2 separate regions of the Homo sapiens genome follow, and region 1 is linked to region 2. A link is an interaction called in ENCODE POLR2A ChIA-PET data of the cell type or tissue named here. Cell type or tissue: OCI-LY7. All regions are shown on one strand. Links, peaks and the distances in the headings refer to the core of each region. The heading gives the core; the rest is flanking DNA.

Evidence for each region. Peaks named below come from ENCODE experiments on the same cell type or tissue, not always from the same donor. Only the 100,000 strongest peaks of a DNase experiment are listed, where the experiment ranks them.
Region 1: POLR2A ChIA-PET joins it to region 2 with 6 read pairs; 2 of 35 experiments call an interaction of 5 or more read pairs at or near these places.

What each region holds. Positions count from the first base shown.
Region 1 is chr6:14,118,027-14,125,818 of GRCh38, forward strand. CD83 (CD83 molecule) reads left to right here. Exons shown (of 5, transcript NM_004233.4): 2 at 1-39. Among named protein-coding and RNA genes, the nearest start is that of CD83, 4.2 kb to the left of the region's middle. RefSeq lists cis regulatory regions at 1-17, 1-173, 1-12, 178-678, 249-1,075 and 1 more and enhancers at 3,839-3,898, 3,919-4,248. In OCI-LY7, for the core only: no CTCF peak of the experiment used is centred there; a DNase peak (open chromatin) is centred at 4,085; H3K4me3 peaks cover 1,990 bases; H3K27ac peaks cover 962 bases.
Region 2 is chr6:13,371,461-13,379,252 of GRCh38, forward strand. The region is part of intron 1 of GFOD1 (Gfo/Idh/MocA-like oxidoreductase domain containing 1); the gene reads right to left. Among named protein-coding and RNA genes, the nearest start is that of TBC1D7-LOC100130357, 47 kb to the left of the region's middle. In OCI-LY7, for the core only: no CTCF peak of the experiment used is centred there; a DNase peak (open chromatin) is centred at 4,031; H3K4me3 peaks cover 818 bases; H3K27ac peaks cover 823 bases.

The sequences.
Region 1 (7,792 bases), core at 2,367-6,366, 750 kb after region 2:
TGGGATCCGCAGGTTCCCTACACGGTCTCCTGGGTCAAGGTAGGTGCTGCGATACCCACGGGCTGGGGTTTGGTGGGCTCATTTGAAGACAGCAGGAACCATCTCCCCTAGGCTGGCGACCCTCTGTGGCTGCCAGGTGGGGGCGAGGGGCGTCTCCCGCAGCTGAACTTGGAGTACCCAGCCTCCCGTCGCGCCTCCCCCACCCCATCCGCATCCAGGTACAGGGCCGAATTAGGTTTTGCTCTCCGCAGACCTCAATCCCCTTCCTGTCACTGAAGGTGGCCTGAGATGAATGATCCACTTAAGATGTTTTGGAAGGGCAGAGACTCTCATTTGGATTAATTCTGGAGGCCACCTGTGGTTGTGGGCCAGCAGGTCAGGAAGAAAGCAACAGGGACCTAGATTTGGGCATTGGACAGGGGGAATGTCTCCAGACTTCTGATTTCTTGTGTTTTGTGACTGTGATGCCCATGATACATGGGAGGGGGAGGGGGCAATTTGAAAGGAAAGGCTAAGACACAGAAGTGACTTAGGCCATTTCATCCATGGTAGTTATCAGTGGTCATCTCCTTTGTGGGATACCCTTGGCTTCCTCCCCTAGCCCTCCTCCTCCTTCCTCTGGCAGCCTTGAGAGCATCAGGTGGATGCATGAGCCGGAGCCCGCATGTGTAAGAACAGGCCTTGCTGCTCCTACTGTAAGTGGACTGAGTGACAAGGAGGCTTTTTCAAGGTTTCCTCTTGACTGAAACATTCTCAGATTCTAAGATGGCAATGATGGTGTCATTCCAAAGCCAAGCAGCTACTGTTTGATATCACTGGTCCTTCTTTAAGTCAGGCCACTGCTACCACAGCACCTCCATTTTAACCCAAATGAATATGATATTACAACCTTACTCTGTAGCTCTCACTGATTTGCTGTCTTACCACGGGGGCAAATCTCTGCACTTGTAGCTTTCCCCAAAATGCAGGGCGTTCTTCTGCCCACCATAAAAGATACTATAAGAAACTGTACGTCTTTGGCCACTTAACAGTACAAGGCATCATTGCGGTGATCTCTTTGTGTGTGTGTCTCCTAACTGGATGGTCAGTTCCCTGGGGGGCAGTGGCTGTATCCATACTTCTGTGTATTCTTCACGGCACCTAATTTTTGCCCTATAAATTGCAAAGGTGCTCTGTGAATTCAGCCCAGCACTTCATGAGTTATGCATGACGGGGATGGTGCTGCTGCCTCAGAGCATTGTATTGTGTATAAAAGTAAGGTGTTAAATATTCCTACTTCATTGGTACCTTACTTACTGTGGGATCAGAGAACACAACAATTCCGAAATTGTTCTCATAGTCAAAACAATAGTATTTTTAAAAATATTGTAAAAACAATTTTTGAATGCTCACCACGTGCCAAGCTCCAAGGTAAATATTTACATACATTATCCATTTCCATCCATCGGAAGAATGGACTTAGGGATTAGTACTGTTACTATTCCTACTTTACAGGTGAGGAAACTGAGCCTTAGGGAGGGAAATAACTTGTCCACTTTTGCACAGCTAGCTAAATGGTGGAGTTGGGATTTGAACGAAGCAGTCTGATTCCAAATCCTGAGTTGTTAGAGGTCTATCTTGATCTCTGTTTTCTCCCTTAATAACTTAAGATAAAGAAAATCAAAGTGCCCCTGGGCTAACCAGGCAGGGACTTAGTTATCTCAAAGAACGGGGAAAAACATGAAACCACTATCCCTTCCAGAGAGTAACTATTTAATAAAGAAAACATTATTAATACCCCCAGGGGAGTAATTAAAAAGTACTCATGAAACAAGTAGATGAAATTTCAGGCTGTGAAGTTCAAACAGTTCTGGAGTGAAAGCTTCTTGCACAGGGTCATTTGGAATGGTCCACTAAACCATAGCAATTAACCTTGGACTTCTCCTTGGATGTCAGCTGGTGACGTAACTCGGTAACGCATGAGCTTGTTTATTGGACAGAATTCTTGCGAGATTTACCCCCAAGGTCTTTGAAAGCTCTGTCAAGAAAAAAAGGGACAGCAGTCTCTAGGCGTTCTTTTTTTCCTGTTGATCCATGGAATAGTGCCAATGAAAAGTCATACCGTAGTTATTTTTTGAGAAGTAAATGGTGATTGAGATTCGTGGGTAGGAGAGTTATGCTATACCAATAAACGAATCAGGTGCCTCGAAAGTGACATATATTGTTCCTTTAAGCATTTTTTTTAAAACAGCTCTCAGCATGTTCTGTAGATACTTATTATTTTCCAGCCCAATAATTATACTTTTTCATTGATTATGCTTATACAACAAAAATGGATAGAGTGTTCTGGAGACAAGGCCAGTGGTGAAATGCCAAAATACTTCATTTTACAGAATGTTAAGCATCTGGTCATTTTTCTATAAGTTTCTTGTAAAATGTTTCATCAAAGTGGAGGGGTAGCCACAAAGGGAGGAATTTCATTTTGGTAACCAGAACCAGCTTATCCCATCCTACTCACTTCATCATCACTACCCTGGCTTTGTAAAACCTGTTTTGCCAGCTTAGGAGGGGGCTTCATACTGGGCAAGGAAAGCAGAGTCCCTTGCAGTGGGTTTTCACCATCCACCAGATTGAAGCACATTCTGCAGGCTGTCTGCATATCATAAGTATGGTTATAATGACTCACAATTTAAAATTCTATTCACCACTCAATCCTCCGGCACCATGTAGCATCTTGCCTTTGTCCATTTGGCACTGATACTTGTAATTAACAAAAGGACCCATGTAAACCATGTGTTTTTTATCATATGCCTTTGACCAGAAAACTCAAAACAGACAGCATCCAATCTGTTTGCAACATTAGGGTTGGGAAGGAAGAGTGTTCATTCTGTTCTCTCTGTTTCAAAGATGCAGTGAGATGGGCTAGAGGGGACTTAATAGACACATGTGCAAGAGGCTAAAGGTGAAGCCAAAAGTGGACAGAGATATCCCAATTCCTGTTGGCCCAGCTCTTCTCTTCTATGGACCATGTCCTCTTAACTGGGATCCAACAAAGGGTCCTCTTCTCATCCCTTCCTCCCTTATACTTTTTAAGGCATAATGGGTGATTGAGAAGAAATAGAAAAGTTAATACATTATATTCATTAGGATAGTAGCTCAATTTAGCTTTATGTTTATTTTTTGAGACAGAGTGTCACCCTGTTTCCCAAGCTGGAGTACAGTGGCATGAAGATGGCTCACTGCAGCCTCGACTTCCTGGGCTCGAGTAATCCTCCCACCTCAGCCTCCCAAGTAGCTGAGACTACAAGGGCGTACCACCACACCTGGCTAATTTTTATGTTTTTAATTTTTTGTAGGGACAAGATTTCAATACATTGCCCAGGCTGGTCTCCAACTCCTGAGCTCAAGCCATCCTCCCACTTCAGCCTCCCAAAGTGCTAGGATTACAGGCATGAGCCAATCGATTTATCTTTTAAAGTTGTAATAGACTGGGTGTGGTGGCTGAGGCTTATGCCTGTAATCCCAGCATTTTGGGAGGCGAAGATGGGAGGATCACTTGAGCCCAGGAGTTTGAGGCCAGCCTGGGCAATGCAGTGAGACCTGTCTCTACCAAAAAAAAAAAAAAAAAAAAAAAAAGTTGTAATAGATGTGGTTCTTTGAGGAGGTATTTTGAGAAAATATGCAAATAGACTTTGATCCATGACTTTTCTTCCACTGGCCATGACCTGTGATTAAATTCCAGCATAAAAGGGCATAGCACAATATCATGTCTGTGAGGAGTAAAGCCATGCATTAAAGGGCTGCATGTGGACTTCATGAAAAGCGTCGCTGTGTCTACACTCTCTTTAATGTAGGTTTGGAGAGAGAGGATGACTTTGGTTGGAGTACTTTGGGCCTGGTTGATAATCACTAAAGATAGTAATGAGTGATCATTTATCCCAGAGTTGCAATGCCTTCTTGTATCATGCTAGGAGCCCTGACAGCCTATGGGTGATGCAAAACGAAAGAGGATATATGGTGTCATCTCTGGGTGATGCTGCGGGGGTGAGGAGAGTGAAGCATCACAAGACAAGTGCCCTTTTCAGATGATTTCCAAAGGAAGGGAGAAAAGGGAAGTAAGAGTGTGACTTCATATAAAAGTCTACTATAAATAGACTTTATAATATTGAGAAGAGCCCCAGCTGGGGCAGATCATGGGCCATCCATGGAGTGTTCTGCTTCTGACATTAACACTAAGGAAACTGTTGGAGAGCAGGTTAATGGCTTGCGTGAGGCCACTTCAAAAGTTCAAGGCTGTCTTCCGTGTATGTTGCTAAACTTCTTTTTGGTGGAGTTATGTTTTCTGTCTCTACCATCTTGTGTGATAATGAGCTACAAAACCAGGGATACTGAGGAGAGCAGAGTGCCTTAGGAGGGCCTAGAGTTGATAAGCGGTTGGGGCAGATGTAATCTGTACAGCCAGAGACCTTCATAGCCCATGGAAGGAGCCAGTACTGAACACTTACTGTGCTTCCTTGATTCCAGAATGATTCTGTTGTAAGGTGGATTTAAGAACATGTTTTAGGACAAAAAGGAAACATTTCTACATTAAATGTAGAACCATTGAATTATGAAAACAATGTATGTTAGAATTAAAAAAAAAAAATCGTACTGTCCCCATTGGCACCTATAGTACTTGACCTGGTTGAATCACTTTTATGGGCTCCTCCCTAGGTCAAACCATGAAAGATGTAAAGTTGCTTTTCAGATGTCTCTCATATTTACACTTTCATTGTTTAGTAGATACTTCTAAGTCCCAAATGTGTGCCCCATCCTGGGCCTGGCATTGGCCATCTCAGGATCAATGTAGAACTTTTGCCAGAGGACCATCTTGAGCAAAGGCCTGGGAATCCACTAAGACTTTTTGGGAACCATTGAGGTAACCAGTGATGTAGAAGGGAGACTTAAACAGCAGATATGGCTGAGAGATAACATTAGAAAGTAGGCTAGAGACAGATTGTGAGGGGCCTTGAATGCCCAGCAACAATGACTTGACCTTTATCCTTTTGGCAGTAAGGAGCCATTGAAGGATTTTTTGTTTGTTTGTTTGTTTTTGTTTTTTTTTTTTTTGAGACAGAGTTTTGCTCTTGTCGCCCAGGCTGGAATACTGTGGTGTGATCTCAGCTCACTGCAACCCCCTCTTCCAAGGTTCAAGCGATTCCCCTGCCTTAGCCTCCTGAGTAGCTGGGATTACAGGTGCCCACCACCATGCCCGGCTACTTTTTTGTATTTTTAGTAGAGACAGGGTTTCACCATGTTGGCCAGGCTGGTCTCGAGCTCCTGACCTCAGGTGATCCACCTGCCTCAGCCTCCCAAAGTGCTGGGATTACAGGCGTAAGCCACCACGCCCGGCCTCACTGAAGGATTTTAAGCAAAGACAATGGCATAATGCAAAATATGCCTAAAGCAAAGCATATTTCTCCTGGTGTTGGATAGAATATGATTCATCTTAGAAGATGAGTCTCAGAGGGAGACTTCATTCTTTTCCTTCTTTTCCTCTTGGTCACCAGTCCTGTCCATGTAGTTCTGCGGAGGAGTGGGCAAGGAAGAATGAGGCCGCCTCTGAGTGGCTATAGAAGAAGTCTCATCTAGATGAGAATGGTGGATCACTGAGATTTTTGGACAATAGTGGAACAGAGCACAAGTTGCCAAAATCTTTTAGCTTGATAATGGGGAGGGAGGAAGAAAGCAGCTGAGAGTTAAATTGAAAAAAAAAAAAAAAAAAGCTAAACAAAAAAACCAACTTGTTTTCCATTAATAAAAGGGGGAACCTGAGTCACATGAGGACTGGATTGTCTTAGCTACGTACTTGGCAATGTCACTACACAAAGAAGAGGAAGTTTGGAGAAGGTCTCAGTGACATAAGGGAAAGTTTTATGTAGGGCAAGACTAAAAGCAGATTGATTACCTAAAAAAAGTTTCCTCCCTCTAAAGATGTTTCCGTAATCCCTTCCTGGCTACTCCTGGAATAACCCTAAATTTTGTATCAACAATCATTAGCTCAAAATAGAGCTGGGCAGAAAATACTTCCCTAAGATTCTTTTATACTCATAAGCATGTTTTTGTTTTTCATTTTGTTTTGTTTTGCACTGAGGTGTATTTGGGTAAAATTTCCGTGTGTGTCATGTGGGACTAGTACAGACTTGGGAGCCCAAGGCTTGTTAATATCACTTGATGCTTTCTTGGAGGACCAGTCTACTGCATATCCCAAATTGGGACAATTTGGAGAAGTGTTCCAGTTCTTAGCTTCCAGTGGTTGCCAGCAGTCCTCGGGGTTACCGATTAGAATCGGTATTACCGATAGAATTGAGGTTACCGATTCTAGAAGAGCTGGTAGCTGCCTAGGATTATGGGTCCACATAGGGAAAACCTTTAGGAAAAGAAGGATGCTGGTTTCCATAAACAGTTCATAATCACCTTGGACCAGCAGTTCTGGAGAACAGAGGTTCTGATTCAAATCAGGCCTTGAGGTCTCATTCCCCAAGGAGTGGGAGGCATGTAAGCCCAGGGGACAAAGCAGGACTGGCCTCGAGGCTGGAGCCATGTGCCAATAGCCCCCTACGTACCAACCTTATTTACATGGTGGTGCGGGGTGCCTTATCATTAGGAGTCTTTCAGTTGTGAGGGATTGTAAATCCAATCAAAACTAGCCTAAAGAGAAGGAAATATATTGGCTTATATATAATTGGAATGGGAAAAAATTGAAAAATCAAAATACAGTTCACATTTCAGTTATGGATGGCGTTGTGGCTTGAATTGTGCCCCCCCCAAAAGATCAGAAGTTCTAATTTCTGATGCTTGTGATTGTGACTTTATTTTGAAATAGAGTCTTTGCAAATGTAATCAAATTGAGATGAGGTGCTACCTGACTAGGGTGGGCCCTACTTCAGTATGAATGATGTCCTGATAGGAGAAAACACACACTGACACAGACAACAGGGAGAAAGCTATTTGAAGACAGACACAGGGATTGGAGTGATGTGTCTACAAGCCAAGCAACGCCGAGGACTGCTGGCAACCACTAGAAGCTAAGAGAAAGGCACAGAACAGATTCTCCCCTAAAGCCTTCAGAGAGCTTGGCCCTGGCAACACCTTGATTTTGGACTTCTGGCCTCCTGAACTGTGAGAGAATACATTTCTATTGTTTCAGCCACCCAGTTTGTGGTGCTCTGCAGCCCTGGCAAATGAATATAGCTAGGCTTAGAGGTTCATGAATGTCCCCAGGACTTGGTGACTTTCCATCTGTCAACTCTGCCTTCCTTTACATTGGTTCTGTGTCCAACCTCTACATAGCAGCCAGATCACAGCCAGTAACTACAGAGTTGGACAAGTTGCACATCCTTTATCTGAAATGCCTGGGAGCAGAAGTGTTTCAGATTTTTGGATTAGGGATGCTCAACCTGTATATCCTTCCAGAAGCAAGTGCAAAGGAGAAGGTTGTGTTTCTCTTCAAATATCTCAACTTATGTCTGATTATTCTCAAGGGACTTTGACTGGGTCACGTGCCTATCAGAGCCAGTCTCCATGATCGTGGGGTACCAGGCCTGAGTTAAGTTGCCTCCTCTAGAACCTAGGTGTGGAGTTCTTCAGAGGACATGAACTCAGAGCTTGTAATGGTACCTCTTCCAGGTCCAGCAGGCCCCACGGGATGCTAATAGAAGAGAGATGATTGGCATGAACAATGAAGGGTCCAACATTGCCTTCAAATCTCAGTTCCAAAGGGGTTTTGATACATTATTATGATGGTGCTTTAAAAAATACAGAATGTTGTGGA
Region 2 (7,792 bases), core at 1,618-5,617:
AAATGTGGTGCCCACTTTCTGAGGCAAAAAGATCAAAAACTTTGGGACTTCAAACAATTTCAGAGATAAAAATCATGCTGCAGAGAATTAGGCAAAGGGACTTGGAACATATGGACTCTATTTCACTCCAGATTAACAGGCAGTGAAAAATGAAAACCATGAAAACAAGAAGTGCCTGAGAAAGTATGTTTTGTGTTTTGCCAAGCCCCAAACATTTCCCAAGTGGTGGGAGAGGTCTGGCAAAGTCCCCTGGTGCTCTCAATGGTGGTAGAGGAACGGGAGGGGCTTTCTGTGCACATGCGGGTATGATGGGTGAGGGTCACTCTGCTGCATCCATCCAGGACTGTGAACCATCACGCCACGGCTCCATGCTCAGCTCGCCCCCCTGAGGGCTCTGTCCCTGCATCCAGAAATGGCTGTCTTGGAGGGTTGCCGCATCTGTCAATGTGATGCAGTGTGACCACGGGTGAGTGGCAGAAAGCACACGAGGACTGGCCTGAGTCTTCTGGGGAGGCCTTCACAACTCACTCCACAAAGACCAGGCAGCCCTTTGTGTGAGAACAAAGAGCTAAAGCTGGGTCTTTTGAAGGCTTTGGGGCTTGAACCAACTTAAAATTTTAAGACAATATCCTCTCAGCAGCAAATAAAGCGAAGCTATCTGTCTTTAAAATGGTGGAGCTGAGAGATACCTTCCAACCTATGTTGCCGTGCTGTAATTAGGAGCAAAATGAGATCCGTGGGAAACTTCTGACGGGTTAGAGTGCTATGTGCAAGGCAGTGTGCCTGATCTTCATCAGAAGCTTTTAAGTTAAATAATTTCAGAAGAAGCTTTACTGCCCTCCTGAGATCCCTCATGGGGAAATGGAAAATCAGCTCCCTCCGAAGCCTGCTGAATGTGTTCTCTGTAACCGAGCCAAAATATTCATGGCCCTCCTGAGAAATCTGTGCTATAGGGAAGAGTTTCCAGCCCAGAGACCCTAAAGCCCTTCAGGCAGCTGCTCCCCTTATATCCTCCAAGCTCAGGGTCTCCAAGTTGTGGCTGAGTCTCTGCTCCTATCTCAGGACAGATCAGAGCTTTGGTGGGGCTGACACTTGATCCAAATGGTACCCCTGGGAGTCTGGGCAAGGGGCTTCCCATTCACACCTCTAGGGAAAGATGGAGCTCTGTTGTCCCACAGAGCAGGTACCCGTTGCTGCCCTTCATCAGGGAAGTTATCCCTGGGTACCTGAAGGATGGCTGACACCTGGCCACCCAGGGACCAGGGCTGTTCCCTAACATAATCAGCCTGGAACCTCAAGCATCCCTCCCCGTGAGCACACTTCCAATCACACAATCCCTGATCTAATCATGGTGGAAATCTCAGAGGCAATGCTACTTTCCACGAGTTCCTCCCCATCATTCCACTTGTGTTGACAGCCCCTTATCTTCTAGAAGCCAAAACGGATGCTAGTTCTGCAGGCTGGCTTGCAGCTGTCCCAGCAGATTGGCAGAGCCCCCAAAAGAAGTCCCATCAGATATGGCTTCCTATTTTTTCCTCGCATTTGCAGAAGGTAGAGACGGCTTGCTTTGCATTTCAAGTAGGGAACTCATTATCTTCATTTATACTTTGTTCCTTCAACATTTCTGTGCTAGGCACTGGGACCAAAAAATGAGTAAGAAAGATGAATAAGAGCTCACAGTCTAGTAGAGGAGACCAATCAGGAAAGGCGTGATTATGGAATGCAGATCTCAGAAAGTGATAAACAATGAAACCATGAAGGAAGGGCTGCCCAACCGATTTGGGCATGGAAGAAAGTTTTGCTGGAGAGGGAACGTTTGAGCTGGGTTCTGAAGCATGCATAGGAGCTTGCCTATTCATCATTCAGAGTTTGGTTCGGGTATAAAAAATGGTCTAAAATAAGATTAATGGTGTTTAATGTGGAATCTGGGAAACTGCTAATACTGGACTGTTTATAAAAACTGTTGTGTGTATATCCTGATGCACAGTTTTCTGAGAGAGGTTCATTAGATTCTTAAAATAATCTGTGATTCAAGAAAGATTAAGCAGAATTGGAGTTTAGAGTAAAGAAAAAGAAAAAAGGCAGGTCAAAGACAAATCTCTGGTTTCAACAGAACTAAGCATATGAACAGAGCTATTTATAATCCCTCCATCCCTGCACCCTGAGACATGGGACATTTAGTCACTTTCACTCTCTCACTCACTTACTGCAACACTCCATTTAGCCCAGCTCTTTTTCCCCTTTTATTTTTCTTCCTGCTAATCTCCTTCCTGCTCCCCCAACACACACACACACACACACACACACACACACTACGCTTTTTTTTTTTTTTTGAAGTTAGAAACTGCAAAAGAAGTGGAAGTATCATCAGGATTGACTTGTCTAAATCTCACTCTTCCCTCTGTCCCTTCCTCCATATACATTAAAAGAGGCCATTTGAAGAGACTAAATCCCCGATTTTCAATCCCCATGAAAGTTCTTAACATCAATACAACTTCCCAACTCAAAAGACTAGTCTGATCTGCTCATAGCACAAATGGTACAATTTCAAATAGCAACAACAGTCATTTATTGAGTGCTTACTTTGTGCCAGAGGAGGCACAATGTATTTTGCATGCATTTTCATGTTTTAGTCTACACAACCAGGTACTTGTCCTGTTCCCATCTTACAGATGTGGAAACTGAGCCTCTGAGGGGTAAGCAACTTGCCTCTGATTCCACAACTCGATAGTAGTAGAGTCAAATCTGGAATTTGAACCCAGATTGTCTGGCTACAAAGCCAGCCTAGTCTTTTTAAAAATATGTTTTTTTTTTGTGTGTGTGTGTGTGTGTGTGTGTGTGTGTGTTTGTTTTTTTTTTTTGAGACAGAGTCTCACTCTATCGCCTAGGCTGGAGTGCAGTGGTACAATCTCAACTCACTGCAACCTCCGCCTCCCAGGTTCAAGCCATTCTCCTGCTCAGTCTCCTTAGTAGCTGGGGTTACAGGCATGCACCTGTAATGCACCTGGCTCATTTTTGTAATTTTAGTAGAGACAGAGTTTCTCCATGTTGGCCAGGCTGGTCTTGAACTCCTGACCTCAAGTGATCTGCCTGTCTCAGCCTCCCAAAGTGCTGGGATTACAGGTGTGAACCACCACGCCCAGCCAAAAATAAGTTTTTTTAATTGACACGTAATAATTATACATATTGCTGGGGTATAGTGATGTTTCAATACATATAATGTATAGTGATCAGATCAAGGTAATTAGCATATTCATCATCTCAAATCTTTTTTTTTTTTTTTTTTTTTTTTGAGATCAAGTTTCACTCTTGTCTTTTGTTGCCCAGGCTGGAGTGCAACAGTGCAATCTCAGCTTACTGCAACCTCTGCCTCCCGGGCTCAAGCAATTCTCCTGTCTCAGCCTCCCAAGTAGCTGGGATTATAGGCATGTGCCACCAAGCCCAGCTAATTTTGTATTTTTTAGTAGAGACAGGATTTCTCCATGTTGGTCAAGCTGGTCTCAAACTCCCAACCTCAGGTGATCTGCCCACCTTGACCTCCCAAAGTGCTGGGATTACAGGCATGAACCACTGCACCCATGCCAAAGAAATCAAATCTTTATGATTTCTTTGTGTTGGGAACATTCAGTATTCTCCTTATAGCTATTTGAAAATATACAATAAATTGTTGCTAATTACAGTCACCCTACAGTGCTATAGAACGCTAGGACTTATTCCTCCCATCAAGTCGTACTTTGGGTCTGATCTGAACTTTTGCACCCTTGCTGCCTTCTGATCACCCTTCTCTTAAGGCTGGCTAGGTTATTCTTTGCACCCATGTCACCCAGAGATACACGCTCCTATTTTTACTGGCTACACTTGCCTGTGCACATATATGCAATGTCTGCAGCACACAGCACAAAAGGAGGGCTCTGAAGACAATCATGCGACTGACTGCAGTGAGCTTCAGAAACCAGGGCGGTGGGGATGGGAGGCCCGATGTTCTGCTGGGTGACATCTAAAGTCTCAGGGCAATTTGATTAAGTTTCCATCCTAATTTCACACCTGAAACGGAAATGGGTCAGAGTGACTCATATTCAGCTCCTGTGTTAAAGCTCCTGGGGCTATCAGTGGGCTTGGAAAGAGGGTTACAGCCAGTGAAAGGAAGTCAGGATGGCTGATGTTGATGGGACTTAGTGTTGAACTGAATTAATTGCTCAAGTGCTTTCTACATTCAACCCGCCCATAAGGCCAAGCCCCTATCCCACCAACCCCTTTGTGAACCGTCCCCCATGACTCAAGCCTGTTGCCTGGGCCCTCTTATTGCCCAGGAACCCCCATTAGCACGGGGATTTTCTCAGATTGCTTCGTGTGCATTTGGTCATCTAATGACGGAAACTATCACATGTGTAATGAGCATTTACTCCTGAAACACTTTCGAATTTCTGTTACCTTATTGGTAAATCCCATACATCTCCATCTCTACAGCTTATATTTGAGGCTACAGTTGAGAATGCAGATATGATATTGGGGAGTCACTAGCCAGCTCCTTCCAGCAGGGGCATTCCCCAGGAAAGAAAAGAAAAGCTTGCTACTTCCAGCCCAAGGGAGACTGAGGGTAGAGGTCTAGAAACAACAGGTAGGTATGTAGAACCAAGAGACCTTCCAAGCTAGTGGCCAGCTTCCCATGCAGGGAGGCCTGGGGCAGTCCTCCCCTTCATGTCAGTGGCACATACAGACCAGAGTCTAAGGAGGCAGGGAGGTGGGACGGGGGCAAGAGGTCCCATGGGAGAACAGAGGTTTGGAGTTGGATACAGTGGTGACAGTGGTCAGGGACTTGCGGACAGAGGAAAATGGCCAGGACTGTGAACTCCAGCAGTTGAGTCCTGCTATATTGGTCCAAAATAGCCAAATGACAACTACTGTACCTCGGTGGTCGCTATTCTAGAGAGTGGCCTAGAACAGCCATTCTTGAGCCTACACCACCACTCCACGCTTGGACAAGCCAGGATTCACAGTGCACCCCCTGGATCCAAGGGACAGAGCCAGAGTCTCATAAGCCACACTACCCCCATAGAAAGAGCCAATTTCTGGAGTGGAAGAGGAAAAAGCAGAATGCCAAACATTGGGTCACCAGAGTCATGTAAAAGAGGCTGAGATACAAGAAAACACAAATGATTGGGTTGGGTGAGATTGCTGGGTTGAACTACAATTCCATTTCCTACCCACCCACCTAAGAGGATGGAGGCCTAGAATGGCGGTCAGCCTGGCTGTTGAGAAATAAAGGAATCTATGCTTTCTCTTCCCAAGCATGGCGTGAAACCTCATCACACATCCAAAAGGCTGGGAACCTCCTATCATCTCCCAAAGCCCTCACTTAGTCCCCAACAAAACCTCAGAATCTCCTTGTTGATTGCAAGTCAATACTTCAAGAGAAACACTATCCTCACTGTGTGTACAGTGGGAAGGCAAGATACTTTAAACTAGGCAACATCTCAGAATAAATGTAGGAAATTCTCTATTCAAGGTGGGTTGTGCTTTAGTGAAGGGATCACAAGTGTATTTACCCAGCAGATATGTTTTTTTTTTTTTTTTAAAAGCCAATATATTTCACACAGTCCTAAGTTTTGGTCTCAAAAAATGCAAAAATCCAGAAACATTGGGTTTCTTCTGCAGAGCCTCCTGCATGACAACACTCAGTTGTAGCTATCTAGTGGCTTCCACAGTTAGATGGCATGTACATCTCCAGTATACCACAGTCCTCACCAGTCTCTAGTGCATTGCTGTCCTGTATTAGTTTTGTATTGCTGCTATAACAAACCAGCACAAACTGAGCAGCTTAAAACAACACCCATTTACTGCTTTTCAGTTCTCTAGAACAGAAGTTCAGGTGGGCTCAGCTGGATCCCTGATTAGGGTTTCACACAATCATTCTGGAGAAGAATCTGCTTCCAAGCTCATTCAGGCTGTTGGTTGAACTTGGTTCCTTGTGGCTATAGGACTGAGGTCCCCATCTCCTTGCTGGCTGTCAGCTTCTACAGAGCCCACTTTCCTGCTGTGTGCCCTGCCATCTTCAAGCCAGCAACAGCATGTGGAAGTTGGATGCTTCTCATGCTTGGAAGCCCTTGGACTTCCTCTTTTGCCACCAGTGAGAGAGAATTTGCCACCTTTCCAGAGCTCCTGTGATTAGATTAGGCCCACCCAGATGATCCCCTTTTTGCCGTAGAACTAATCACAGAAGTAACACCAAGTGGCAAAGGTCCTCTTAGAATTCTACCTCCCACAGTTTCTCCAGCCCCGTCCACTCATTGTGTCACCTGCCTGCAAGCTCTAGAAACCCCCACAGAGGAAGAGTCTTAAGTATTCTCAGACATATGTCTACATTCCTTCCAAAACTCTCTTTGTTTCTGAGTTCCTTCAGTAGTTTTTACTCCATCAAAAAGAAAGACTCAGTGAGGTGCTCTAGGGTTTTTAAGATCTATTTTCAGTCCCTTGTTATCAATGAGATTGTGTCCCCACCTCTGGGCTCCCTGTAGGCAGTAGCAACAGAAACAGGTGCAGAGCAGGGCCAGAGCCTCAGTCTTGGGGCAGAAAAGGGCACAAGGAAGAGAAGAGGAGCTAAAATTGTATGTATCCACTTGGCATCAGGGGCTTCCCTTTGGCTCACTTAAGCACCACTCCAGCACCATCACCCCCATTTGTAGAAAATGGGGAACTAAGGCTTAGAGATTATGATTGCCCAAGGTCAGAGATATGTGCAGATCCAGGGTGCAAATTCAGTTCTGTGGTCCCAAAGCCCCGTGTTTTCCATTTTTCACATGAGTGGAATGGGGGATAGGATGAAACGACTGAGCCTCAGAACTACCAGATGGGTTAATAAAGGAAGTGCCAACCCCTCAGGCTCCGCCCCCAGCAGACCCCAGCATTGTATTGAGAAGATTTGGGAAATCAATGAAAGGAGGGCAGAGTCTAGAGCTTGAAGATGAAAGAACTGGAAAGCAAGAAGGGCTGGAGGCTTGACATGGGAGAACACAGTGGCTCTTCTCTTTGAAGACGAATAGCTGGTTGCTCCATATCCATGGCAGTGAACCTGCTGGGACAACTGAAAGATTATTATCGAGAAAGAGAGAGGATGGGGAAACCAGCCATTATAGTGCTGGGGTTCCTACAGGATTCCCACAGCTGAATAAAGGAAGTCCTCCCAGGGCCCCAGCCTTCCGCAAGTGGGCACCTCTCATCTCAGCCAAAGGAACCAGGCAGTGATGGGCATGCCACATACTCCACTTCCATGAACCTAGGTGCCAGCAGGAAAGCCACTGCGGGATCACATTAACCCCACCTCCTGCAGCCTAGGAACGCATGTCCTTGGAGGGATAAAAACACCTAGAGTGGCCAAAGCCTGCCCAAGAAAGGAAAGCAGCCCAGTGCTCCATGCTTCCTCCCCAAGAAACAAGAGATCCTCCTGCTTCAGCCAGAAGCAGAGGGAAACAATCAGCTTATGAGAACCCCATCTGCTGCTGGTGTGGCCTAACAGAGGCAATAAACCCCTCCTGCAGCCAGGAGGCAAACCAGCTCCAGGGCTCCACCCACAGCAGGTGGTAAACATGATTAACGTGCTACTGCCCAGAGCACTTTCACCTGCACCAGCTCCAATGGTAGACGCAGTCTGTGCCAAGGCCCAGGGAGTGGTGGGAAGATGGTAATCGTAAAAACTGACAAGTAACCTACAGTGCAATAATTGAGTGTTTGTGTGTTTGGGGGAGGAAAGGTAGTAGAGATGTGTGATTTTGGGGAGCTGCCCAGCCCCTGAATC